2 separate regions of the Homo sapiens genome follow, and region 1 is linked to region 2. The links are chromatin loops, found by intact Hi-C in ENCODE. Cell type or tissue: ovary. All regions are shown on one strand. Each heading gives the region's core, and the rest is flanking DNA. Links, peaks and the distances in the headings are about the cores only. Region 1 overlaps SHANK2 (SH3 and multiple ankyrin repeat domains 2). Region 2 overlaps SHANK2 (SH3 and multiple ankyrin repeat domains 2).

Region 1 (6,878 bases), core at 739-5,738, 280 kb after region 2:
ACGGGTCCAAGGCCCAAATCTGAGGGAGTGCCAAGTCACCAGATGCCAGAGCCAGGGGCCTGTGCCGAGTCCTGCCCTTGCTACGTTCTGGCTGTGTGACCTCGGGCTCCTCATAGAGGCGTCTGCAGCAAAGAAGCCAGCACAGTGAACTCCTGGAGCAGCTGTACCCATGAGAATGTGGAGGCATCGGTGGCAACGGCCACTGCCCCTGCAGGTGCAGCTTTCGTGGCTGGAACCGACACCAACCCTAGCACCTGGGGCCCCGACAATGAGCTGATCCCTGGGAAGTCTCTTCCTCGACTGAAAATTCTGGGAGGTGGCGTGAGAAAGGCAGAGACCTGCTTGGGAGTTGGAGCTCTGAGTGCAAATCCAGCTCCCCTGGCTGCTTGGGAGGCAGGAGGGTGGGGAGAGACCCAGACCTGGAGTTGGACGCCGAATGGGGTGCTGGGCAGGAGACCACAGGCAGTTCCCAAAGTCTGCCCTATGCTGCCCATGTCCTTGTCTAGGAAATGGAACGAGGCACAGGCTCCTGTCACCTGGGGCTGCTTCAGAGACTGACAGACATGCCCTCTGTGCTCCTGCCATGCTGGACCCAGGCCTGCAAGTGCTCCCCTGAGGGTTAGCGCTACCTGAGACCATCCCTGCAGCTGCTGAGACAGCCAGACGCCAGAGCCCTGAGCCGGCCTCTCCGGCCCCCAGCATTCTCCTCTGGGCTGGGTTTCTCCCTGCCACCCACGTGTGCACCCTCAATTTGGATAAGGTGTGTTTGCAGGCTTGCAAACATGGCCCTCGGGAGGGCACACACCCCTGACCAGGCTTGCAGCCCTGCCTCTCTCCCTCTTGACATTTCACTTAGGACCAAGAAGTCAGTACACAAGGAAAGGAAACAGGACCCGAGAGGCCAGCAGTATCCCCAGTCCACCCCAGGATGCTCAGCTCAGCCTGCACACCTGCCCCGAGCTTTCATCGTGTGCCTCCATGAGGCTCGGGAAGGTGACCCCAGCCCCCCAAGGGGAGACCGTGCCAGCAGGGACAGTGAGCAAAACTCAGGCATGAAAGTTTCCTCAACATCTGGGTTGGAATAAAATGGGCTTCCTGCTCAACTTCTGGGCCACCCCAAGTTGGAGGAGCTGGGACCCCCAGCACGTGGCGGTCTTCCTTCCCTTGGCGTCTGCCACTCCTTACCCGACATGCCAGAGAGGCTGCGGCCTCTTGCCGTCCTCGCCTGCGCCGCCCAGCCTGTTGAGCGATGGGGACCGGCTGCGGGGCCCGGGCACGTAGCTCCCAATGGTCTTCGCGGCCCCCTCGGGCTTGCTGGGCATCTGCTGCAGCAGCTGGGGTGACAGGCTGCGGTGCGAGGTGGCCGTGGAGCAGACGGCCCAGTCGGGAGCGCTGGCATTGAGGTTGTTGTCACTGTTGGAGCGCAGCAGGACCCGGGGGGCGGCCAGCGTGTTGGGGGGCCGCCGCCGGCGGTTGGAGTACGCCGGGGCCTCTCGGAAGGGCACTGGGGAGAAGGACATGGAGAGAGGCCGGTGAGTGCATCTGTGTCGTGGTCAGCTGGGTGGGGACCCTAGGGAGGTGCAGGCCTGCGTGCGTCCAAGCCCCCATGCGAGCCCAGCAGAGGGGAGCTGTGAGTTCTGGGCCGAGACCCCAGCTGGACTCCACCAGGCCCAGAACTCACCCCTGACATGGAAGCAGAGAGACAGGCTGGGGACGGAGAACATCTCCACGGCACGGAGCTCAAGCCAGTACTTCGCATGGAAGGGACGTGGGGTCTGAGCTTCCATCTGGCCTGGGAGACGTCCGGCTGGCTTGGGCATGTGTAAGGACGGGCCACCCCATCACACAAAGCAGAGAGGGCACTGAGCTGCCTGCCGCAAGATGCCTCCTCCCCACAACCTAAGTTGAGCCTCTGGGGTGGGCTGAACTGTGTCCCCCAAGTTCGTGTGTTGACGTCCTAAACCCCAGTTTTCAAAATGTGCCAATATTTGCAGGTAAGGTCTTTACAGAGATCATCTGGGTGGAGGGCCATTAGTGGGGGCCCTGATCCCATAGGATTGGGGTCCTTATAAGAAGAGGCGATGAGGACACAGACACACACACAGGGATGACCCCGTGAGGACACAGGGAGAAGGTGGCACCTGCAAGCCATCAAGAGAGGCCTCAGGAGGAACCAGCCCTGCGATGCCCTGATCTCAGACTTGTAGTCCCCAGGACTGGGAGGTGTAAATATCTGGTTGTTTTGTTGTTGTTGTTGTTGTTTTTGAGACAGGGTTTCGCCCTGTCACCCAGGCTACAGTGCAGTGGCACGACCTCGGCTCACTGCAGCCTCCGCCTCCCAGGCTCAAACAATTCTCCTGCCTCAGGCTCCCAAGTAGCTGGGATTACAGGTGCCCGCCACCACGCCTGCTAATTTTTGTATTTTTAGTAGAGATGAGGTTTCACCATGTTGGCCAGGCTGGTCTCGAACTCCCGATCTTGTGATCCGCCTGCCTCAGCCACCCAAAGTACTGAGATTACAGGCATGAGCCACCGTGCCCGGCCAATATCTGGAGTTTAAGCCACCTGTCTGTGGCGCTCTGCCACGCCTGAGCCAACCATACAGTCTCCGAGTCCACTGGCTGGATGATTCAATCTCAGTCCTCACTAAGAAGGTGCCTTCCTCCCTCCCATCAAGTGGGGACTGTGTGAGGAAGCAGGGGCTGGGCACCCCTTATCTGGCATCCTACAAAGCTCTAGACAGGGCCAGGCCCTCACTCTCCTCACTCAATGAGACCAGGGGCTCAGAATGACAGCAACAGCCCCTGGGAGCTTTGAGGGGTGGCAGCCACGCCGCAGCTGCCTTGGTTTACCCAGAGCTCCAGAGCCTAAGACAGCGAGTGCCCTTTCCAAGAAAGAAGACCTCCTGAAAGGCAGCCCTCCAAGCTCCGCAGGAAACAGCAGAAACCACCATCACTGGGGGGCCAAAGGCACGGGCTTCTCCCCGGCCCGTGATAATCGTGCCTGCAGCAGCTTTTCACTGGCTACAGGATTCAGCCCTTAGGCTGAAGCCACGCTTGGCTCCGAAGTTTCCACTGCACAGGACCAGGGCTACCATCTGACAAACTGCAAGGCAAGAGAAAACACGTGTCCTCCCTGGGATTGGGTCTGGGGGAACCTTCATGCCTCAGAGGAGAAGAACGTCACAAGTAGTTTAGGACACAGGTGGCAGTGACGAAGCTCTTGGGGACATGGATGGTGCTGGCAGAACTCAAGGGGGATAGAGGTGGTGCTGGCAGAGGTCACAGGGACAAAGATGGCACTGGCAGAGTTCATAGGGGACAGAGGTGGAGTTGGCAGAGTTCATGAGGGACAGAGGTGGCGCTGGAAGAGTTCACGGGGGACAGAGGTGGCGCTGGCAGAGTTCACGGGGGACAGAGGTGGCACTGGCAGAGTTCACGGGGGACAGAGGTGGCACTGGCAGAGCTCATGGGGGACAGAGGTGGCGTTGGCAGAGCCCATGGGGGACAGAGGTGGCGCTGGCAGAGGTCATGGGGGACAGAGGTGGCGCTGGCAGAGGTCATGGGGGACAGAGGTGGCGCTGGCAGAGGTCATGGGGGACAGAGGTGGCGCTGGCAGAGCTCATAGGGGACAGAGGTGGCGCTGGCAGAGCTCATGGGGGTCAGAGGTGGCGTTGGCAGAGGTCACGGGGGGCAGAGGTGGCACTGGCAGAGGTCACGGGGGACAGAGGTGGCACTGGCAGAGGTCACGGGGGACAGAGGTGGCACTGGCAGAGGTCACGGGGGACAGAGGTGGCGCTGGCAGAGCCCATGGGGGACAGAGGTGATGTTGGCAGAGTTCATGGGGGACAGGTGGCGTTGGCAGAGCCCACGGGGGACAGAGGTGGCGCTGGCAGAGCTCACGGGGGACAGAGGTGGCGCTGGCAGAGCTCACGGGGGACAGAGGTGGCGCTGGCAGAGCTCACGGGGGACAGAGGTGGCGCTGGCAGAGCTCACGGGGGACAGAGGTGGCGCTGGCAGAGCTCACGGGGGACAGAGGTGGCGCTGGCAGAGTTCACGGGGGACAGAGGTGGCGCTGGCAGAGTTCACGGGGGACAGAGGTGGCGCTGGCAGAGTTCATGGGGGACAGAGGTGGCGGTGGCAGAGTTAATGGGGGACAGAGGTGGTGTTGGCAGAACTCATGGGGGACAGAGGTGGCACTGGCAGAGTTCATAGGGGACAGAGGTGGCGTTGGCAGAACTCGGGGGACAGAGGTGTCATTGGCAGAGGTCATAGGGGACAGAGGTGGCGTTGGCAGAGTTCACGGGGGACAGAGGTGGCATTGGCAGAACTCATGAGGGACAGAGGTGGCGCTGGCAGAGTTCATGAGGGACAGAGGTGGCGCTGGCAGCGTTCACGGGGGACAGAGGTGGCGTTGGCAGCGTTCACGGGGGACAGAGGTGGCGTTGGCAGCATTCACGGGGGACAGAGGTGGCATTGGCAGAACTCATGAGGGACAGAGGTGGCGCTGGCAGAACTCATGAGGGACAGAGGTGGTGTTAGTAGAGCTCATGAGGGACAGAGGTGGCGTTGGCAGCGTTCATGGGGGACAGAGGTGGCGTTGGCAGCATTCATGGGGGGCAGAGGTGGCGGTGGCCGAGTTCATGAGGGACAGAGGTGGCGTTGACAGAGCTCCTGGGGGACAGAGGTGGCACTGGCAAAGCACATGAGGACAAAGGTGGTGCTGGTAGATTTCACTGAGGACAAAGGTGGCACTAGCAGAGCTCACAGGTACAGAGGTGGTATTGACAGCTCCCAAGGACAGAGGTGGTGCTGGCAGCGCTCACAAGGGACACATGTGGTGCTGGCAGGTTTCATTGAAGACAAAGATGGCATTGGCAGGGCTCACAGGACAGAGGTGGCGTTGATGGAGCTCCTGAGGGCAGAGGAGGTGCTGGCAGAGCTCATGGGGGATGGAGGGTGCTGGCAGAGCTCACGGGAGACAGTTGTGACCCGGCGCACCTTCCCCACCTCCCCAGGACACAGGGCAGCCCTGGAGACAGAGCTAGAGCCAAGCCTGGGGAGCCGCACAGAGCTGCGCAAAGCGTCCTGAGGTTGGATACTTGGACTTGACACACTTGGACGTCAGTGCCTGCTGTCGGTAAGAACCTGGAGGTGGTACATTGGGGAGGTCGCGGTGTCACACCTGCTCTGATCTGGTTCCTCTGTGAAGCCTTTCTGTCATTGAAGATGCCCTGCTAAGCAGCCGGGGCTCCTCAGCCAGCACTTTCATCCCACTCCTAATTTCTCAAAGCACACGGATCCATGAACGCCACCCAGGCTGGCCGGGGAGAGACAAGGAACGGAAAAAGCTGACGGCACTCTCCGTGGACATCTCTCCTTCCAGAGCCCCTCGAGGGGCTTGGCCTGGGATCCACAGCCACCACCCACGAGAAAAACCTCATCCCTGGGACAGGTCACCGAGTCTGTTTTGTTGGTCTTGAGGGAAAACCATGTTGGTGCCCTCCCTCTGGACCGGCAGAGACTAAAAAAAACCTTGTAGATCACTGAGTGTTTGCATGGAGGCTTACAAAGATACGACTGGCCCAGAGGGCTTCCGGGTGATCCGGGAACTGCCTGTCATTGGAGGGGGCTGGGCGGGTGGATTAAAAGACCTTGCAAAGGGCTGATGAGCCCACAGTCTCAGAGAGCGATTATCTTTCATTTACAGAGATTACGTGTTGGAAGACTGTATTGGTGTGAGAGCCAAAATCTCAAACAGACACAGCCAGCAGAAAGCAGCCGCAGAGCCCCCAGCTTCCTGGGGCACCCCAGGAGAGGCCACGGCTCTCCCTACCCATGTGGAGGAGACATCACAGGGCCCCCAGTCACGGAAACGCTGCCTCCCACAGCCGACTGCCTCACGCCCAGCTTCCCCGCCCCGACAATGCAGCCAATTCTCTTTTTCTGACCCTTGTAACTGGGGGAGGTATGCATACTCTTCATAGCAAGTGATGGCATTTGGGGGAGTCCTGGCAGTTGCTAAGATAAACTCATTAGGAAAAAAAAAGTCTATAAAAGAACAGAACAGATACAGAATTAACCTAACACCAAAACCCCCAACTGAAATTTTCATGCTGTTCATGGATTATAAAAATTGAAACCCCAGAAGGTGAATTTTGGTGAATAATGTCAGAAAATGGGCACAGACAAAGGTTGTTATTTATATACATTCCTAAGACTCTGTCAGAAGAGTATGGACTTAGAGGGGGGAAGAATTCACATGGGGAGGCCACCCTTGGAGGATTAAGGAATAAAAGAGCTGGGACATTTTCAAATACATTTTTACTCTGTAGACCACGCAAGTTACTCAAATGAAATCTCACCGGTGACATCAGTGTGAACATTTTAATGAAAATTACCTCGCGTAATTACCAAGATTCATATTAAATTAGTTTCCTGAGTACTGAAATTTCTTTGGTGTTTATTTTGCAACGAGCTGGGGCTGGGAAGTACCTTCCTCATTTCTCTAAAGTCATACCTTTTTATGATATCTGATTTCCTAAAATGAGAGCTCTCTGACAAAACTCTCTAACTGGAACCATCCATGGAAATGATGATTTTTTTTTGTGAAAAGGGTTAAAAATAACTGTTTTCTGTCTGAAAATGATTAATATTCCACCCAACTGTTTCCTTCTTTTAGGCAATCTGCACTCTAAATAGGTGGATATTTTCTTAGCTGGCTTACATGCATTTATTTATACATTTTTTTCCCCACAATAAAAATTACACAAGGTATGACAAACAGAGTGTGCACTTTTAAAGTTGGCCACGCTCCCTTCCCATCCATTCCATGTAACTGCAACCCCGGGATGGGAGAGCCGGGAGCAGCTCGGAAGG
Region 2 (6,878 bases), core at 889-5,888:
TGAGGCCCAGCTGTGGCCTCTGGTGAACCCGAGAGGCAGAATGGCCGGCCGATCCTGAGGCTGTGTCTGCACCCACATGGCTGCGGTGGGCACAGGGCCCACTCCCAGGGACCCGATTCCCACACTCAGTGTCTCCCATGAGCTCCTGGGCTTCAGGCTTGTGGCTCCCCTTCAGCTGGGGTCAGACACCTCAGGCTTGGCTCTCACTTCTTGAGCCAATGTCTTGGACATTTCGTGAAAATGGAACCGTGCACCGTGCCACCTTTTGTATCTGCTTCTTTCACTCAGTGTCACCCCTTCCATGCTCACCCACAAGGTGGCATGTCTCATCACTTTCTTCCTTTTTATGGCCAAGTAGTGTTCCACTGCATGGGTGCCCATTCTCCAAGAGCTGTGGTACATGGCTGGTCTGAGCTCATCCCAGCCCAGTGTCTCTTGGTGAAGGAGAGAACCATGGGGTGAGGACAGAGCAGAGGACCCTTCTTACTCCAGGAAATAAACAGCATTTTCTGAGCCGTGTTGAGTGTTGGGCTTTGTGTCGTACGTCAGCTAGAAGAGGGTTCCCCAGATGAGGCTGGGGAGGGGTGGGGGCACGGTCTGCCCATGCTCCTTTTGCTCCCTCAGGGCCTCCCAAACACTGAGATCCTAGTTTGAAAGGATCTGCCAAGTTCCCTGAGCGCCCCCCTCTCAGAGTCCCCTGCAGGGGTGTCCCCAACAGCCCCTCCAGAATTTAGGCCTGAGAAGCGGAGGAGGGAAACCTCCCCCCAGGATGCTCATTAGGAAAGAAGCCCCCAGGGCCAGCATGGCAGCCCCCAAAAGATATGTCCTAGTCCCCGGAACCTGTGAATATGACTTTATTTGGAAAAAGTCTTTGCAAATGTAATTATGTTTCTCAACAGAATATGACCCGGGATTTATGGTGGTTTAAAATCCAATGACACGTGTTCTCGTAAGAGACAGAAGAGGAGGAGACACACAGCTGGGAGAGGGCATGTGGAGATGAAGTCAGAGACAGGATGCAGCCAAGCCAAGGAACGCTGGGAGCCCCCAGAAGCTAGAAGTGGCAGGAGGCCTCCTCCCCGGAGTCTTGGGATGGCACGGGGCCCTGCCACACCTGGCTGCAGCCCTGTGAGGCTGCTGTCTGACTTCTGGCTCCCAGGACTGTAGGGGAACACATTCCCCTTGCTTGAAGCTGCCCCGTTTGTAGCCACTTGTGGCAAGCCCAGGCCACTCAAACACACCCAACAAAGTGAAGAAATAGGCGGCTGGGCCCTGGCTCAGTCCTGCAGAGGCACGAGTCAGCTCTGCGGAGGGGACCCTCGACATTCTGCTGGCAACAGGGACCGTGTGTGCGGGGCCAGGCCTGGTGTAGCCGACGTCAACCCTGCAGCAGGTCACAGAGGCCCGTGGGGGGTCTTCCAGGAGGCATTTTATGGGGCACGTGCCCTGAGGAACTCTCTGGCCAGTCACCTGCCCTAGCTGGATTTACATTGAGAGGGCAGCGAGAGACCCCATGAGTGTCACAAAACAGTGATCTCAAAGTAGCTCACTCACTTGCAGAGGGGCGTTACCCTTGAACACTCGTGACCATCCTGGGCCCAGCACACCCACGGGGCAGTAGCGAGCGGTGGAGATGAGGGGCAGAGACCAGTGGGGATTCAGGCGGTCACTGTCACCTCCCCAGCCTGAGGCCTGGGTAAGGCCAGAAAGCTGAGTCACCCCACCCGGGGGCTCCTGCAGCCCTGCCTGTGGACATAGCCAGCAGCCCACACGGAGTCCCCGGGCGCTGACCTCTTCCAAACAGCCTTGCCAGTCCTTCCCCCAGAATTAGCCGACAGTGACCCGGAGGGACCAGGGGATCTGAGGCCACCGCCTTTGTCCCGAGGGGCTTGGCCAAGGATGCACAGTGGAGTGGACACTGCTTGCCAGGCCTCTTGTGGACTGCACGCTAGGCCTCTGTGCCAGGCTCTGGATGGGGCAAAATCACAGGTGGCACATGGCTCATATGGTATTCTGGGGATGCGTCCTCCCCTGAGCCAGTGCTAAGGAGGTGGCTCCCACTGTCCCATGCAGTGTCCTGGCCCTTGGTCAGAGTAAAGCTCTGGTCAGGAGGAAGGAGCAGGATAACGTGGGGCTAACCTGTCTGCTGCAGGAAATGCATGGAGGAGGAGGTGGCTGTCACTCTTGCTCCGTCAGTGGTGGAGTCTGTGCTGGTTCCCTGGGGCTCTGCCTGCTCCAGGGGGAGATAAGATCCACCAGCCAGGGGGCAGAACAGCCCCCGGGGCAGAGCCTCCAGGGAACAGCCCCATTCCACACAGAGAAAGCACTGGGTGGGGCGGGAGGCACGCACAGACGGTGGGGAGGGCTGAGTGTTGGGGGCAGCCCTGAGTGCTGTCTCAGGGGCACCCCCAGCCTCACCATCAACCACCCCTCCATTAGCCTTGGCTACTGAGATGCAGCCTAGAAGAGGACGTGGGCTAGGAAGCCTCCTGGGTTACCCCGTCGGCCGCCACAAGCCTGGCACCCAGGCACTAGGCTTGCAGAACTACTCTGCCTCTCGCTCGGGGCCGATGTACGGGTTTACTTTTACCTTATGCAGAGTTCTAACAGGGTGGCTAACTGGATCTGCGGCACACAGAGGATCAGGATCAGGAAATCAGACAAGGAAGAAGGGCTGCAGAGGCAGGCCCATGCACACAGAGGGAGAGGCCGGATGGCAGAGCGTGCACGGCCGACCCCAGGATGCAACAGCACCGAATGCCAGTGCCACAGAGAGCAGGCTGTGCCACACGCGGGCCTGGCATGACCTGGTGCCCAAACGCAGCTGGCAGGACAGCCTTGGATGGACTGGAGACATTAAATGATGTTCTCCATTTAAAGAAAGTAGAGTAAATGAAGAACATTTTAGAACATTCCATCCCAAATGGGGGCCAGACTCCGAGTCGGGGTGCCCAACAGATCTGCGGGGGAAAGGTGCTGTGACACCGCGGTCTGGGGGGTTTAGGGCACACAGAAAGCTCACTCGCCACGCTCACCACGCTCACTCGCCACGCTCACCACGCTCACTCGCCACGCTCACTCACCATACTCACCACGCTCACTCATGAGTGGATGAGCAATCACAGACAGCACCACAGGCTGGCGGCAACTCCGGCGCTCTTATCTACCCAGCTTCTCCCTGCCCAGACTCTGCTGTGGGGACCAGGATGTAATCTGGGCGCTGACCCATGTCCACCCTCTCCTCGTTCAGCTGGGATGAGCCATGACCCAGCAGGCTGGGGTTTCCAGGGAGTGCGCTTCTCTCCCGGGGGGGCCGTAGCAGAGGGCCTGGGTGCTTTAACCACAGACGTTCATGTTCCTACAGTCCTGGAGGTGAAGTCCAAGATCAAGGTGTGGGCAGGGTGGGTTCCTCTGGGGACTGCGAGGCAGTTTCTGTTCCAAGCATTTTTGTGCCCCTGGTGGTGGCTGGCAAGCCTTGGTGTCCCTGGCTTGGAGGAGCATCACCCCCCTCTGCCTCCATCTTCGCCTGGCCTTCCCACTGTGTGCCTGTCTGCGCCCAAACCTCCCTCTTCTTACAAGGAAGTGGGCCAGTAGATCAGGGGCTGCCCTACCCTTGTGACCCCATCTTAACCAGTCACATCGCAATGTCCCAATTTCCAAGCAAGACCTCACTCTGAGGTAATGGGGGTTAGGGCTTCAACGTAAGAATCCAGGGGAACACGATTCATTCCACAGCCGTGAGTTATGGGCATGCTTGTCTCATCTCACATGCCTCCCCCAGGCCAGTGTCCCCAAGAGCAGGGGCCAGGGCTCACCCATCTCTGCAAGAAGGAGAACAGAACCAGCAAGCGGGGCGCCCACGGGCAGGTCAAGGGGACGGCGTCTGAGAAACCCAGGCAGGCTGGGGCCCCTCCCTCCTGTGGAGTCGAGGTGATGAAGGCAGGCTGGGGCTCCTCTCTCCTGCGGAGTCGGAGTGATGAGGACCATTCTCATCCTACCACCTCCTCCCTGCCCGCGGGAGCCTGGGAGTCTCATGTCCAGCCTGACACACACACGATACCCATGGCCGCAGCTTCACGATTAGCGACGGGGGGTGAGCTGACTCCATGGAGGCCTTGAAACCCACCCCGTCAGCCCCACCCAGGGCTGCATCTTTATAGTTTTAATTTTTAACTGTACTGCGGTAAAATCCATATAACATAAAACTTCCAACCTGCCCAACATGGTGAAGCCCCATCTCTACTAAAAATACAAAAATTAGCCGGGTGTGGTGGCGGGCGCCTGCAACGCCCAGCCACTCGGGAGGCTGAGGCAGAGGTTGCAGTGAGCTGAAATCACGCCACTGCACTCCAGCCTGGGCGAAAGAGTAAGACTCAAAAAAAAAAAAAAAAAAACTCAGATATAAAACTCAGCACGCTAACCTGTTAGCGCAGAATTCAGTGTCACTGAACACACAATGTCCAGAACATTCTCATCTTCCCAAACTGAGCCTGTCCCTGTGAACCACTAACTCCCCATCTCCTTCCCCAGCCCCTGGCACTCACCCTCCAACTTTCTGTCTCCATGGACTTCGCTACTCTAGAAGCTTCGTATGACTGGGATGGTTCAGTGCTGAGCTTGTCTCCCGTGACTGGCTTATTTCACTTGGCATAATATCCTCAAGGGTCCTCCATAGGAGGCCTTTGTAGCCAGTGTCGGTTTTCCCTCCTGCCTAAGATGGAACGATGCTCCCTGATCGGGATACACCACATTTGCCTTCCTCCTGCACCGGTGATGGACACTTAAGCTGGCCCTTTCACCTGAGAACACCTGTCCTTCCGTCAGCCTGGCTGCACCTCTAAGCCTTCCCTACTCATCAGCCTGGCGGGAACAGTAGGAATAGCCACCGGCCCCCCACCAACCATCCTTGGCTTCATCAAGAAAATGGACAGCTGGCTGTGCTGGCTGGGCAGCTTCCTGGCGTGCCCTCCTGGCCAGTCACCTCTGCAGGTAGCAGGTGGGCTGGCAGGCACGAGCCAGCTAGGACACGGTGAGTGATGACTAGATGTGTAGGTGACTGTGGGCCTCACCAGAGACCTCTGGGCAGGCAGGGGTGAGGCCAGCAGGCACTGACAGATGTGGGGCGTGGAGCCTGGTGTCCAACTTGGCTCTGAGAGCCCGGTTTATGGCCTAAGGCAGTGGTTTTCAAGCGGGGGAAACGGTGCCCCCCACAAAACACATTCAGCCATGTTGGGAGATATTTTTGGTTGTGACAACAACTTGTGTTGCTACTGGCATCTTGTGGGTGGAGACCAAGGAAGCTGCTATACATCCTACAAAGCACAGGACAGTCCCCCACAACAGAGAATTGCTGAGTCCCAGGTGCCACCAATGCCGGGGCTGACCCTGCCCTAAGGCTGAGGGCAGCCATCTTGGAAGGCAGCCTGCAGTTCTCGTGGCAGCTGGCACAGAGCAGGACCCATGCAAACCAGAGAGCTCCTCACTCAGAAGCTTCTGCACACCCCGTGACAGTGGCTAGAGGGGGTTTACTGCCCAGGATCCACGCTACTCCTCTGTGCACGGGCCACTGAGTGCCCAGTAGTGCCTGGGCAAATGCTGAGTGGCTGCTGCATGGCATGGTTGAGTTATTGCAGAGAAGTTACAAAAACAGACTACATAGTGAGCTGACCGGTGGCCCTCGAAAGATATGTCCATGCCTTTAACCCCTGGCACCTGCCAATGTGACCTTATTTGGAAACAGCCTCTTTGTAGATATAATTAAGTTAAGGATTTCGAGATGAGATCATCCTCGGTTACTGAAGTGGGCCCTGAATCCAGTGACGGGTGCCCTTATGAGGGATGAGAAGAGAGAGGAGGATGAGGCTGTGTGACGACAGAGACACAGGTTGGCACCATGTGGCTAGCAGCCAAGGAATACCGGGAGCCCCAGAGCTGGAGGAGGCAAGGAAGGACCCTCCCCTAGAGCCTAGAGGGGGCTCATGGCTTTGCCCACACCTTGATTTTGGAATTCTGGCCTCCGAACTGTGAGAAAATCCATGTGTGTCGTTTGCAGCACAGCCCCTGGAGGTGCATGTGGGCTGTGCTCAGCCCTGCTTATGGGACACGGCCATAGCCTCCTGACCCTCACTGGGCAGGGCTCTGGGACTCTCTCCAACACCTCCACTCTAACCATCAGGTCCTTCCTGGAGCACAAACCCAACAGCCCAGGAAGGTTGGCAAACGACTCAGAAGTCATGTGGGCCTGAGTGGCTACTCCTGGAAGCTGGTTCCCAAAGAAGCATTTTCACAAGACAACCTGATCACGCAGCTTCCTGCCTGTACCCTGGCGGGGTTTCCAATGGGCCTCCTAACTCCCGGGCACCATAGCCTCAGTTTCCCCACTGCCATGAAGAGAGGCAGGAAATGTTCCCAGGGGATTTCTCTAGTATCTCAAGGGCTGACTGTCCCCCCATCTGGAGATCTCAGCAGGAAGGGGGCCCCCCCGGGACCGCTGACCAATCCCACAAATGAGAACTTGAACAGAGCAAGCAGGCGGGTAGAAGGGCAGGGGCGGCATGCGCTGGGTGAGGAGGCAGAGCCCTCAACCGGCCTGGCGTGGGGTGGCGGCTGAGCTCCCCAGGGTAACTGCATGTGCTTTTCATGGAACTGGAACTGCAGTTTGATGGCCGGGCACCTTTCAGATCAGAGGATGCTCTGTTAGAGAAAGGCACGGAGGAGCCACACACAGTCTGCGTTGTGAAATGGGTATTTGGTTTTCCTCTCCTCTACTGACACATGGCTCCTAAAATCTCAGGACCCTCCAGAGTGCTGAGTGTCTTTGTATGCTAGTGAGATGACTGGTGGCTGGGGGTCCCTAGATAGCTTCAGAATGGGGGCTG

The links. A loop is a pair of places that touch in the nucleus more often than their neighbours do. Peaks named below come from ENCODE experiments on the same cell type or tissue, not always from the same donor. Only the 100,000 strongest peaks of a DNase experiment are listed, where the experiment ranks them.
Region 1: it touches region 2 in a loop (4-fold over the local background); 1 of 110 quality-filtered maps calls a loop at or near these places.

The regions. Positions count from the first base shown.
Region 1 is chr11:70,819,179-70,826,056 of GRCh38, forward strand. It overlaps SHANK2 (SH3 and multiple ankyrin repeat domains 2), which reads right to left. Exons shown (of 26, transcript NM_012309.5): 12 at 1,186-1,504. Among named protein-coding and RNA genes, the nearest start is that of SHANK2-AS3, 40 kb to the right of the region's middle. In ovary, for the core only: no CTCF peak of the experiment used is centred there; no DNase peak of the experiment used is centred there.
Region 2 is chr11:70,536,468-70,543,345 of GRCh38, forward strand. The region is part of intron 17 of SHANK2 (SH3 and multiple ankyrin repeat domains 2); the gene reads right to left. Among named protein-coding and RNA genes, the nearest start is that of SHANK2-AS1, 87 kb to the right of the region's middle. RefSeq lists enhancers at 2,049-2,668, 2,669-3,286. In ovary, for the core only: no CTCF peak of the experiment used is centred there; DNase peaks (open chromatin) are centred at 1,824 and 3,924.